Linked DNA regions of Homo sapiens: region 1 is linked to region 2. A link is a contact called in ENCODE Hi-C or POLR2A ChIA-PET data. All regions are on one chromosome and are shown on one strand. The core of a region is the stretch at or near the end of the contact, and the rest is flanking DNA. Distances in the headings are between cores, read along the strand shown. Region 1 has its middle 99 kb from the start of FRMD6. Region 2 holds the start of LINC02310 (long intergenic non-protein coding RNA 2310).

The links. A loop is a pair of places that touch in the nucleus more often than their neighbours do. ChIA-PET counts read pairs that join two places held with the same protein, here RNA polymerase II (POLR2A).
Region 1: a loop to region 2 is called in a map of GM18951, with 2.9 times the contacts of the local background. The contact joins the enhancer-like site here to the promoter of LINC02310 in region 2. A Hi-C loop is called at or near these places in 1 of 168 maps with a recorded cell type or tissue (GM18951). POLR2A ChIA-PET finds 5 or more read pairs at or near these places in 1 of 52 experiments (OCI-LY7).

The regions. Positions count from the first base shown.
Region 1 is chr14:51,748,270-51,754,369 of GRCh38, reverse strand. No RefSeq gene overlaps it. Among named protein-coding and RNA genes, the nearest start is that of FRMD6, 99 kb to the right of the region's middle. Within about 2 kb of position 2,214, at least 2 of the 41 ENCODE cell types and tissues checked have a DNase peak (open chromatin) inside an H3K27ac peak, as active enhancers do.
Region 2 is chr14:51,392,626-51,398,647 of GRCh38, reverse strand. It overlaps LINC02310 (long intergenic non-protein coding RNA 2310), which reads left to right and starts at 1,513. Exons shown (of 4, transcript NR_146549.1): 1 at 1,513-1,648; 2 at 5,039-5,188; 3 at 5,599-5,680. It also overlaps a transcript of FRMD6 not described here. RefSeq lists enhancers at 1,665-2,864, 2,525-3,025, 3,026-3,526.

The sequences.
Region 1 (6,100 bases), core at 965-3,464, 360 kb before region 2:
AAACACCCCCTGTGATATTGTTCCAAATGGCCTGTGAAAGAGTAAATATGACTCCCATTATTGCGGGGGGGTGTTCAGCCCTGATGATATTGTTTTCTAACATCGAGGGAAGGAGAGTATGCTATTACTCCCAATATCACAGGGGTTGTACACCCTTTTGTGTTTTCGTGCCCAATATCCAGGAAAATAGAGGATGATATTACTCCCAATATCGAAGTAATTGTACAGCACCCCTGTGATATTCTTCCTAATATCCGGAAAGGAAAAGAATGATATTACTCCCAGCAGCGTAGGAAACGTATACCCACGCTGTGGTATCTTTCCCAGTATCCAGGTGGGGAGAGGATCATATTACTTCCAATATCGCAGGGTGTGTGCACCCCCTCTGTGATCTCGTTGCTAACATCCAGGTTTGGGGAGGACGACATTACTTCCAATATCGCAGGGGGGGTACACCCCCCCCCCGTGACCTTGTTAGTCATTTCCTGGGTGGAGAGGATGATATTACTCCCAATATCGCAGGGGGTGTACTCACCCCTGTGAAAATCTTCCTATATTCAGAGGGAGAGAGGATGATATTACTCCCAGTACCGCAGGGGGTTTACACAGCCCTGTGATACTCTTCCTAATATCCACAGGGAGAGAGGATGATATTACTCCCAATATCGCAGGGGGTGTACACAACCCTGTGATATTGTTCCTAATATCCAGAGCGAAAGAGGATGACATGACTCTCAATATCACAGGGGGTGTACACCCCTCCTGTCCTATTGTTCTGAATACCCTGGGAGGGAGAGGATAAGGTGACGTTGAATATCGCAGGGAATGTGCACCCTCCCCCTCTGATACCCTTCCTAATGTCCAGGGGAAGAGAGGAAAATTTTACTCCCAATATCGCAGAGGCAGTACACCCCACCTGTGATGTTGTTCCCAATATGCAAGGCGGGGAGAGGATGATACTACTCTCAATATCGCAGGGCTGTTCACATCCCCAGTGACATTTTTCCTAATATCTAAGGGAGAGACAATTATATGACAGCAAAGGTCGCAGGGTCTGGACATCCCTTCCTGATGTTGTTCCTAATATCCAGGGGGGAAGAGGATGATATCAAATATGAAAGGGGGTGTACACCCCCCACTCCTACGATATCGTTCTTAATAATCGTGAGGGGAGACGATAAAATTGCTCCAAATATCGCAGGGGTGGTTCACAACCCCCTGTGATGTTGTTTCTGATATCCGGGGCGGGGGAGAAAATCATATTACTTCCAGTATTGCAGGTGGTGTATACCCCACCTGAAATATGGCACCGAATATCCAAAGAGGGAGAGGATGGTATTAATACCAATATCGAAGTGTGAGTGCACGCCCCTAGTGAAACGGTTTTTAATATCCAGCGGGTGGGAGGATGATATTAGTCCCAACATCCCAGAGGGTGTACACTACCCCTGTGGTATTGTTCCTAACTTCCAGAGGGGAGAGGATGATATCACTCCCAATATCTCAGAAGTTGTACATCCCCCGTGATATTGTTCGTCATATCCAGGGAGGCGCAGGATGACATTCCATTGAATTTCGCGACAGGCGTACACGCACAGTGTGATATTGTTCCTAATATCCAAGAAGGGAGAGGATGACATTACTCCCAATAAAGCAGTGGGTGTACATTACCCCTGTGTTACTGTCTCTAATATCCGGGGCAGGGGGAGGCGGGGAGAGGATAACATTCCCTCAAATTTAGCAGGTGGTTTGACACCCCTCGTGGTGTTGTTTTACATATCCAGCGGGGAAGACCATAATACTATTTTTGATAGTCCGATTCATCCGCTCCACCTTTCCGGAACTCTGAGGCCGGGAGGCGGCATGCAGTTTCCGTGTGATCCCCAATACCGTTGCCGTCTTCTGTAGCAAGTCAGCCACAAACGCAGGCCCGTTATCTGAGCCGATCCGGAAGGGCAGTTCCAATCTAGGAATCAGATCTCGAAGAAGCACACGGGTTACTTCACGAGCTTTCTCAGCTCTTGTTGGATAGGTCTCCACCCACCCAGAGTAGGTACGCCCAAGAACTGGTAAATACTTATTCCCTCCACACTCTGGCATCTCTGTGAAGTCTACCTGGAGATCTTCAAAGGCGGCTGCTCCATAAGCTTGTATGCCGGGCGGAACGGCTGGACCTTGCCTCGCATGATGCTGTCGGCAGCTGACACAACGCTGCCTCACCGTTTTGGCAAGGGCTGAGAAAGGCGAGATGTAGAAATACTGGCCTAACAACTTTTTGCAGTGACTCCTGACCTAGATGGGTGGTTTCTTGCACAGCCAGTACAACTGCAGCTCCTCGCAGCTGTGGCACAGCTACTCTCCCATCTGGTAACCGAATCCATCCTTCCTCCATCACTTGTCCTTCCCTCTACCTGGAGAAAGTCCTTTTCTTCTTTAGAATAAGCAGGTCCAAGATCAGGTGCTTGAGGGAGCAGAGGAGCTGTGACTGATGCCTAGAAAGGGGCAGATGCTGCTTTTCCAGCCTCTGAGTCAGCGCGGGAATTCCCCAAGCCCACCAAGGTGGAAGCTCGCTGGTGTCCTCTGCAATGCATAACTGCCACCTTGTGGGGTTTCCATACTGCTTCTAATAAATGAAAGATTTCTGGTTGATATTTTCTGCCTTTTCCCCCAGAGTTCGATAGGCCCTTTTCTTTCTGTCACACTCCATGCACTTGAAGGCTTAAAAAGGCATACCAAGAATCAGTGTAAGTGTTGACAGTCTTACCTTCACTGAGTTCTAAGGCCCGAATTAAAGCAATGAGTTCAGCTTACTGGGCTGAAGTGGCCTGGGGCAATGATCTGGCTTCAAGTTGTTGAGTGTCCAGGGTTACCACTGAATACCCTGCACCTCTCTCTCCATGGGGGTTGACAAAGCTGCTCCCGTCCACCTATAGTTCCCAGTCTACTGATGCCCAAGGCTGGTCCCGGAGGTCGGGTCTGCTAGAGTCAACTGAGTCCAACACTTCTACACAATCATGCTCGACAGGGCTCATGATGTCCTTTAGTATTCATTAAAGTCACCACAGCATGGGGGGCCTTTGTGTTCAGGTTCTGCCCAAGAGTCAGCTTATTTGCTTCTTGTACTAGCAGGGCAGTTGCTGCCAAGGCCCTCAAACACAGGGGCCATCCTTTAGAGACCCCGTCTAATTGTTTAGAGAGGTAGGCCACCGGCCTCGGCCAGGGCCCCACAGTTTGGGTTCAAAGTCCGGCTGCCATCTTATGTCTCTCTCTGACACATAGGATGAAAAAGGCTTTGTCAGATCGGGTAGCCCCAGGGCTGGGGCTGACATAAGTTTCTCCTTTAACTCATGAAAGACTTGCTGTTGTTGGGATCCCCATTCAAAAGGTTCCCGGTCCCCGTCCCCTTTGTGACCTCATACAAAGGCTTGGCTTATACTGCAAAGTTTGGGATCCGCAGTCTACAAAACCCCACAGCTCCTAAGAATTCTCTCACCTGCCTTCTGCTCTTAGGCTCCACTAGATGGCAAATGACCTGCTTTCTTTCTGATCCCAGGCTGCGTTCCCCCTGTCAGATAGTAAACCCCAAGGAACGTACCTGCTGTCGGCAGATCTGAGCTTTTTTCTTGGACAACTTATACCCACAGTCCTCCAGGTGTCAGCGTAGGGCAATCCCTTCCCTTGGCGCACCCGACTGCTGTGGGGTGTCCCAGCAAAAGCTCATCAACCTAGCGGAGCAATGCGCAGCCTAGGTCTCCGGTGGGAAACTTCTGGAGGTCTCGAGCCAACGCCTCCCCGAAGGTGGTGGGGGAGTTCTTGAACTCTTGGGGAAGCCCGGTCCAAGTGTACTGAGTAGTGACACCTGACTCCGGATCTTCCCACTGAAAGGCAAACAGCTTCTGGCTCTCAGGGGCTGATCTGATAGGAAAGAAAGCGTCTTTCAGGTCCAAGCAGGTGAACCAGCTGTCCTCAGCTGGCAGCAACCCCAACAATGTGGACGGGCTAGGTACTGTTGGATGGAAAGTCAGGGTAGCTTGACTAAGCAAGCGCAAATCCTGTCCCGGCCTGTAGTCCTTGGTCCATAGCTTGGGAACAGGCAGGAGGGGAGTGTTCCGTGGAGACCGACAAGGAACTATCATTACAAAAGTTCTTAGGTGCTTAAGATGGACCTGGATACCTTGAAGAGCTTCTCTGGGGACCGGGTCCTGTTTTTGCCTAAGCGGCTGGGCCCCAGTCTTAACTGGCCAACCCTGGAGGGTTGTCTTCTGCCCATACTCTTGGCCACCGCTTAGCCAGAGCTGGTCTTATCTCTTGGCCCGGCTCAGTTCAGAAAAGTCTCCATTCCTCCTCTCGGGGGACCGTAAGGGTCATAATGACTCCCGTGGCGGGTAAATTTAGCAGCAAAGAGCTGTGTTCTGTCAAAGACAGAGCAGCTCTCAGCTTGCTAAGCAAGTCCCTTCCCAACAAGGGCAAGGGACAGTCAGGCATGTAGAAAAACTGATGAATCACTTGATGTCCTCCCACAGTACGAGTCCCAGGCAAGCAGAAAGCTAGCTTTGCTGAAGCCCCCGTGGCTCCGGTGATGTCAAGAGTCTTTCTGGATAAGGGGGCGACCGGGGCGGTTACTAGCGTATGTTCAGCACCGGTATCTACAAGAAAATCAATGTCTCTACCCCCGACTGTCATTCTGACCAGAGGCTCTTTGGGGACACTTGAGCCCGGTCTCCCTCAGTCCAATAACCCTTCTGCCAGGTTGAGCCGGGCCCCTTCCTCCTTGTCCGGGGCCTCCTGCTCTGAGTCACCTTGTTTTCTTTTGAGCTCAGGGCATTTGTTCTTCCAATGTCCTATTTCTTTACAATAAGCACACTGGTTACGCTGCAAACTCTGACAGCCAAGCTGAGTTTCTTTCCCAGGGCACCTCTTCCCTTGCTTCTTTGGGGGGACCGCTCTGATTGCTGCAGCTAACCAACAGGTCGGCGTTTCGCCGGGCCTGACGTTCATTCTCTTTGCGCTTTTCCTCGCGGCTTACTGCGTCCCCGTTTACCAACACCTGCTTAGCTATTGCTCATCAATGTGACGTATTCATCCCTGCAAGCCCAGCCTGCTTCTGCAGGTTTCTTCTAACGTCTTCTGCGCTTTGACAGACTAAAGCCATGTGAATCATGCGCTGATTTTCAGGGTTATCGGGATCAAGGGGAGTATACATACCACAGGCCTCACACAGTCTCTGGTGGAATTGTGCTGGACTTTCTTCTTTTCCCTGAATGACCTCAGAGACCTTGTTAACGTTTGTGGCCTTCTGAGCTCCCCTCTTGAATCCTTCCAAGAGAGCTTCCCTGTCTCGGTTTAGCCTTTGCATATCCTCTCTTTCATGTGGGTCCAACTGGGGCTGGGTTCCTGGTAACTGGGTCCTTCCATACTCTTGGGGGTTTTGATAATCAGCTGGTGCATGTTCCTCTAGCCACTTAGTTGCTGCGTGGAGCCCTCTCCGCCTTTCGCCTTTCATCTCTCTTAAAGAGGAACATGAGCAACCGGTGGCGATCAGCCCAGGTGGGCTTGTGGGTCTGGATAACAGTTTGGAGCAAATCAATTAGGGCTTGCGGCTTTTCGCTCTAGGATGGGGTATTGTTCTCCCAGTTGAGAAGGTCGGCAGAGGTGAAGGGCTGGTACACAAAAACACGCCTCTCCACCACGTGACCATCCTCCTCTATCCCAGTATACCGCTGCTCTCTCAGGGGTATTTGGATCCCCGTTTTGGGTCGTCAATGAGCTGCCGGGGGAGGGGTGGGGTGGAATGGCGCAATGTGACTTGCCGCAATTAATCTCAGTTATTAATTGATACTAATAATGATCAATATTAATAACTGATCATATAATTCTTAAAATCAATACCGATAAGAATGATAATTCATATTAGAGTTATACTCACGATAACAATAAATGATTAATATTAATGATTAATGATGCCTGGTATTAAAGGGTGATATTGATCTTATTCATTAGAAAACTGCCATATTAGCTCCTAATAATTAATATTAATATTAATTATCTGAACACTATTAGCAATGATTTCTTAATATTAATATTAATATTGGTAATACAT
Region 2 (6,022 bases), core at 264-2,763:
AAAGCCTGGTTGTTAGAGACTTCTTATTAGTGTACTTTTCATAATCTAAGAATTTCTAGTGAGATGGTGAAATATGCAAAAAAAAAATGCAATTTGCTCAGCTTATAAATATTGGCTATTTAATTAACATTGTTTGTGACAATGACATATTTTTCTTATATAGATGATGAGAGAAAGTTCTTTGAAAAATTGCATAGCTATTGTTCTTGAGTAAGTTGCTAAGAGCATTTTACCACCAAGAATAGAGCTAAAGAAAATTGGCTTTGCCTTGTCTGAAGACCATGACTTCTACCTTGGGAACATGTGCACCGAAATGAATACAGCCTCCTCTATGTGTTCACGGGAGGGGATCGTGGGTGGGGAGGTGCAGTGATTCTCAGAACGGCCCTTGTAATTTAAACCTAAGTACCAATATCTCTATGTCAGAAGCAAGGAAATAGACCAAAGCATTAAATGACTAGTTTCAAAATATGCACTTAACCAGCTCTAATGCTGAGAGGAAAATCTTCACTTTTATAATTTTTTTGTATATCCAAGTAAATATGTATAACAACTTTCTCCTAAGACATTTCCCCCTTTTGGTTCTAGAGACCAAAAAAATTGTTGTCTATGTTTCTAAACTTTTTTTCAAGGACTTCACACTTTTAAATTCAAGTTGAATACCCGTTATCTGAAATGCTTGGGACCAGAAGTGTTTCAGATTTTGGATACTTTTGGGTTTTCGAATATTTGACTATATACCTTGAGATATATCAGGGATGGGACCTAAGTCTGAACAAAAAATTCATTTATGTTTCATATACACCTTATAAACATTGCCTAAAGATAATTTTATACAATATTTTAAATAATCTTAAGCACGAAACAAACTTTTGACTGTGTTTTGACCGCAACTCATCACACGAGGTGAGGTGTGGAATTTTCTACATGTGGCGCGATGTCAGTGCTCAAAACATTCAGATTTTGGAGGATTTTAGATTTTGGAGTTTGAGATTACAGGTGTTCAACCTTTGTATCAAACACAACCAATTTATTAACAAAGCAGGTACAAAGTACAACACACTTATGCCCCTAACTTTTGAAGAAAAGCAAAAAAGATTAGTAGGTAAAAGTTGTTTTTCTCTCCCACAAATCATCTTTGCTACTCACACACACATATACTTTGCAAGTGTTTCCAAATCTCTGAAAACTTCACATCTCTTGTCTCAAGCTCTAGGTATGTACCTGCCTACCATAGTGTGGTGTCAAAGGGAAGGTGTCTGAGCAAACTTATTGATCTTAACCTTTTCTTCTCCACCTATGGCAGAAGCCACAAATACCTTATGTAAAGGGCTTGCAGCTGTGCCCTGTGAAGGAGCACTCCCTCCAGACTGGGCATGCGTCCTGGCCTCTGTTTGGAATGCTCTCTTTCTGCCTCAGTTTCCTTCCTGATGTATATATATAGACTCAGCCTCTCTGCCCAAGTCTTCTATGATGACAGCTCACTAGGCAGGCAGCGTGGATCTATGTTCCAGTCTCCTCTTGCAGATCAGATACCACCTCTGAGATCCTTCTCTGCTCCTCACTGACCAAACTCAAGGAACAGATCTTCCCTGCCCAGGTCTCCAGGACCCCAACCTACCCACTTCTAGGAGAGAATTCACACAGGGTAAGTTAAGAACACTTATAGCAAGGGATAAATCCTCCCTGCCCCTCGCATGGTGTGCCTTAACATTTAGCCCTAACCACAGGGATACAGAATAGCCCCTTCTGCAAAACTGAACTGGAAAATTGGATCCACATATAAAAAAGGAGGTTGTTCTGGCTAATTGATTAGTAAGGCCCCTGTAGCTCGTCCAGTTACATATATTCATGTCCAGCTTGTCACACTGTCTGGCTGACTAATTTGGCCTACAGACTCCCCAAACATGAGATTCTAATGACTCACCTAAAGTTTTAATATTCAGAAAACTGGGCCTTCTCCTTGGAAAGTTGTTCCGATGAGCAGGAATGTTAATCTGTGAGTGTAAGTACTGCCTTCACCTCTGGACGTGTCTGTGTGGTATGTGCCAAAGAGACAGAACTCAGCACAGATGGTGACTCCTGAATCATTAACTTCAGGCAGCTGCGTTCCGTGGCTGTACAGCTCCGTGGCAGCACAGGCACCAGGAGCCCACAGATTATCACGATAAACAGTACAAGACCTCTTGCAGGTCGTAGGCCATGGAGCACATGTTTAACTTCTTTGGGGAAAAAAATAATTCGCTGGCAAAAAAAAAAAACCCAGAATATTTGCCAAACACCTCATTTCCTGCTCTATAACCAGATGGTTATGAATCATGTGAAATATCCCTTCCACCTCCATGAACAAATATTCGTGTTATTTACAAACTAGTAGTACATTTGTGACTGCACATACATGCTTAACAAATTTCTAGGCCGTGGAATGTATTTCTCAAGTATATGGGAAAATCTATAACATGAAAATCTTTATCTTCCCAGGCTTTCTGAATAATGTGTATTAAACAGTTGTTGACGACCTAACAAAAGTTACTGGGTCTTGGAGTGTGAGACAGATCACTATTTTGGAGAAAGGATGTTATATGAAGCAGGAACTACATTTTTTCACTGTGGTTTCACCCTTTTATTTAGAAACAACAATAAACATTTTTGTTACGGCTTTGAAAAGAGAAAATAAATCCCTTTTTGTTATGGCTTTGAAAAGAGAAAATACATGCCTTTTTGGAAGAGAGAAAGAGAAAAGGCAGGAAGGAAGGGAAAGAAGGAAGGGGAGATTGGATGGATTCTTTGCTAGCCAAGGTGCCTAAGAGCTAGAAACAAAAGTAGGAAATACAAACACTGTAGCTTTCTGCACCACAGCTGCCTCCCCTCGCAACAAAGAGCAGGCCCTCGGCCTCCGAGCCTGGGAGAGGGAGCATCACCCTTAGGCACAATGTAGCCCAGAAGGGCCTGGCGCTGTCCTTTTTGGCCTCCTGACAAGAATGTTCACTTACAGATCCCAAGTTATCCTAAGTCCATCTGGCGTGTTCTGAGGATCAAAAACAAATGTGTGGAGCCTCCCCTCCCTCGCACCCGCCTGCACTCTCAGGCTCTGACCTGCTTTCAGGAGCACTCAGGGTGAAGCCCAGACTTGTCCCACAGGGGATTCTCTGGGAGGGAGGCTGGGAGCACATGGCATGCAGTGCCTCTGCCTCCTCACCCACCCTAAGAGGTGGAAGGAGGCAGCCCAGCAGTGCCCCTCAGAGTCAAAGACAGCGTGGCTCGCTCTCACAAGCCCTTCAGCTTGCTGGGCAGTAGTGAGATTTTTTGTTCCTTTCTTATTAGAGTCACAGAGAGTCAGAAGGGAACTCAGAGATGATTTTACAAAGGGAAGAATATTAAGGCTTAGCGAGGTCAGACTACTCACACAGGTCATGGCAAATTAGCAGAAGAGTTGGGATTTCATTTTTAGTGTTTTGCCATCCTATGGATGGGTTTAAATCAGAGGTAATAACTTTGATCCAGCTATTCTTCAAGAGAAAATAAAGCCAGGGCTTTGGGAACAGTAGGAGGTGGGGATGAGGGGAAGGGCAACATCAGGCAGCATTTATGTGACCAAACAGACACGTTTTTGACACAGGTTGGACATGTCAGATAAAATAATCTGCCATCTGCACCAACTTGCTTGACCTGAACAACAAGTTCAAATGCCAAGGTGACTAGAGAAGAGGGAGAGTACAGGAAGCAAGGGAGGGGGAGAGGCTTCTCCTCTTTCTCAGGACAGGAGTCTGGCACCTCATCTTTTTATGAACAATAGAGCCCCTGTGTAAGCCCCATGTCCCTCAGGAAAGGAGGATCCCAGGAGGTCCCATCCTCTGCAGCCTGCAGTGCCTCTTCCTCATTTCCTTATTGACTCCTGATTCCGGGGGTCCTAGGTGGGCAGGGCTTAGACGTCCAGTTGCATCAACTGTCCCTGCATCCTATCCCTGATTTTACTTCACTACAGGAAGTAGCCAGAGTGCAACAGCAGGCTCTCTGTGTCTGGATTTTATGACAAAAGAGGATTTATAAACAGAACTTGAGGGCCTTCCTGAGAAAGAGAAATTGGCCTCTCTTCAGTCAGGAGCCAGGGAATTATTTGCACGCCAAGCAAATAGCTCCCAAGCTAACAATAAATGGCTCTGGGGCTGTGTCATTCATTGACCCTGGGAATTCACCCAAGGCACCTCTGAAATTTGAAAATAGCTGTTAATTACATTAAATCGTGAGAATTACAGATTTTTCCAAAAGGGATGACTATTAGAAATGTGAGGTGTCAACGGAGGTTTGATGAATAGGCACCACCAGTTTGTTTTCTTCCTATAATCCAAGCCTCTGAAAATGACCTGAGAATTCACACATATGATCTGAGAGTCAGAATTGGCCAATATTGTAGAAAGTAAAGGTAAAACCTGTATTCTTCCCACCTCCCTTTAACAGAGTACGTACTACATTAGTCTGGTGTTTGGAACACCTACTGTAGGTTATTCCTTTGGACTTATGCGTTTTTGTACCTAAGAAACTTCTTTCAAAATAAAAATACTCTTGCCAGGGGCAACATATCAGGCTGTTGTAGACTGAATTGTGTCCCCCTAAAATTCATGGAAGTCCTAACCCCCAGTAGCTCCGAATGTGACTGTATCTGGAGACAGGGTCTTTATAGAGGTAATTAGGTTAAAATGAGGTCACTGGGATGGGCCCTAATCCAATATGATGGGTCTCCTTATAAGAGGAAATTGAGACACAGACCTGTTCACAGGGAAGACCGTGTGAAGACACTGGAAGAAGACAGCCATCCACAAAGCAAGGACAGGAGCCTTGGAGGAGAACAATCCTGGGGACTCCTTGATCTTAGACTTCTAGCCTCCAGGATTATTAGAAAATAAATTTATGTTATTTAAGCTGCCCAGTCTGTGGTACCTTGCTATGGCAGCCCTAGCAAAATAATTCACAGGCTATTTACACTTGAACATGAATTATTGATAGTAGGGAAAAAAAATGAGCCCTGTAACTTTCCTAGTCTTGAGGAATAGAGACTACAAACAAATCAAGTCTTCTGTGGGAATGCTGGGCCATGGGCTTTGGAATCACCACCAGTGATGGAACCCGAAGTAAGCTACTAAACCTCGACAGGCTCATTCATGAATCACCACCAGTGATGGAACCCCAGGTAAGCTACTAAACCTCAACAGGCTCATCCATGATGTGGGGATTATCATAATATCGACCTTATAAAGCTGCTAGGATTAAACAAAATACATGGAAAGTGTACAGTGCCTAAGACGTAGTGAGCACTCCATAAATTGTAGTTATGATAATAGTGAGGGGCTAGGAGAGGAGGCTCTGAGAAAAGAGGACTAGGTAGAAGACAGAGGGGAAAGTCATAAAAACAATGCTGGTCTGCAGAGTTGGGAGCCCTGGATTTTAGCTCCAGCCCTGCACTGATTAGATAATTTTGAGAAGTCACTTTGCCATCCTGATCCTCAGTTTCCTCATCTATACAATGAAAAGGCTAGACTATATACAAAAGACAAAAGGTGAAGAGGAAGCTAAAAACACCTCTTTTTTTTTTTTCTCAAGGTGGTCCTGAAAGGAGGAGGTGCTTTGCTTCTCTTTTTCGCAGATGTCAATTATGGATCAACTTCTGAGTCACATAGAAGAGGTAAACACAAGTTTCTTCACTCGCTTTCTTTTTCTTCCACCAAATATCCATCCCTGTAATAGCTACCATGATTGATAAGAGGAACATTTTCCAGGACCACCCTTAGCCATGATCTCAGGCCTCTGGAGTGGCCCCTTCCACCCTTCTCCAATGATCTTCCTTGCAGTGTCCCCTCCAAACCTTCCCATATCCAGGAAACCTAGATTTCCACACCCCAGGGGAACATCTCACTGGATGCCAGGAGAGCAGAAAAGCATAGATGGGTTGGACCTCACGTTACTCTGAAGGAATATCCTGAGATTTACTCTAGAAATATATTCTCTGCCAACATCAGAACTTAAG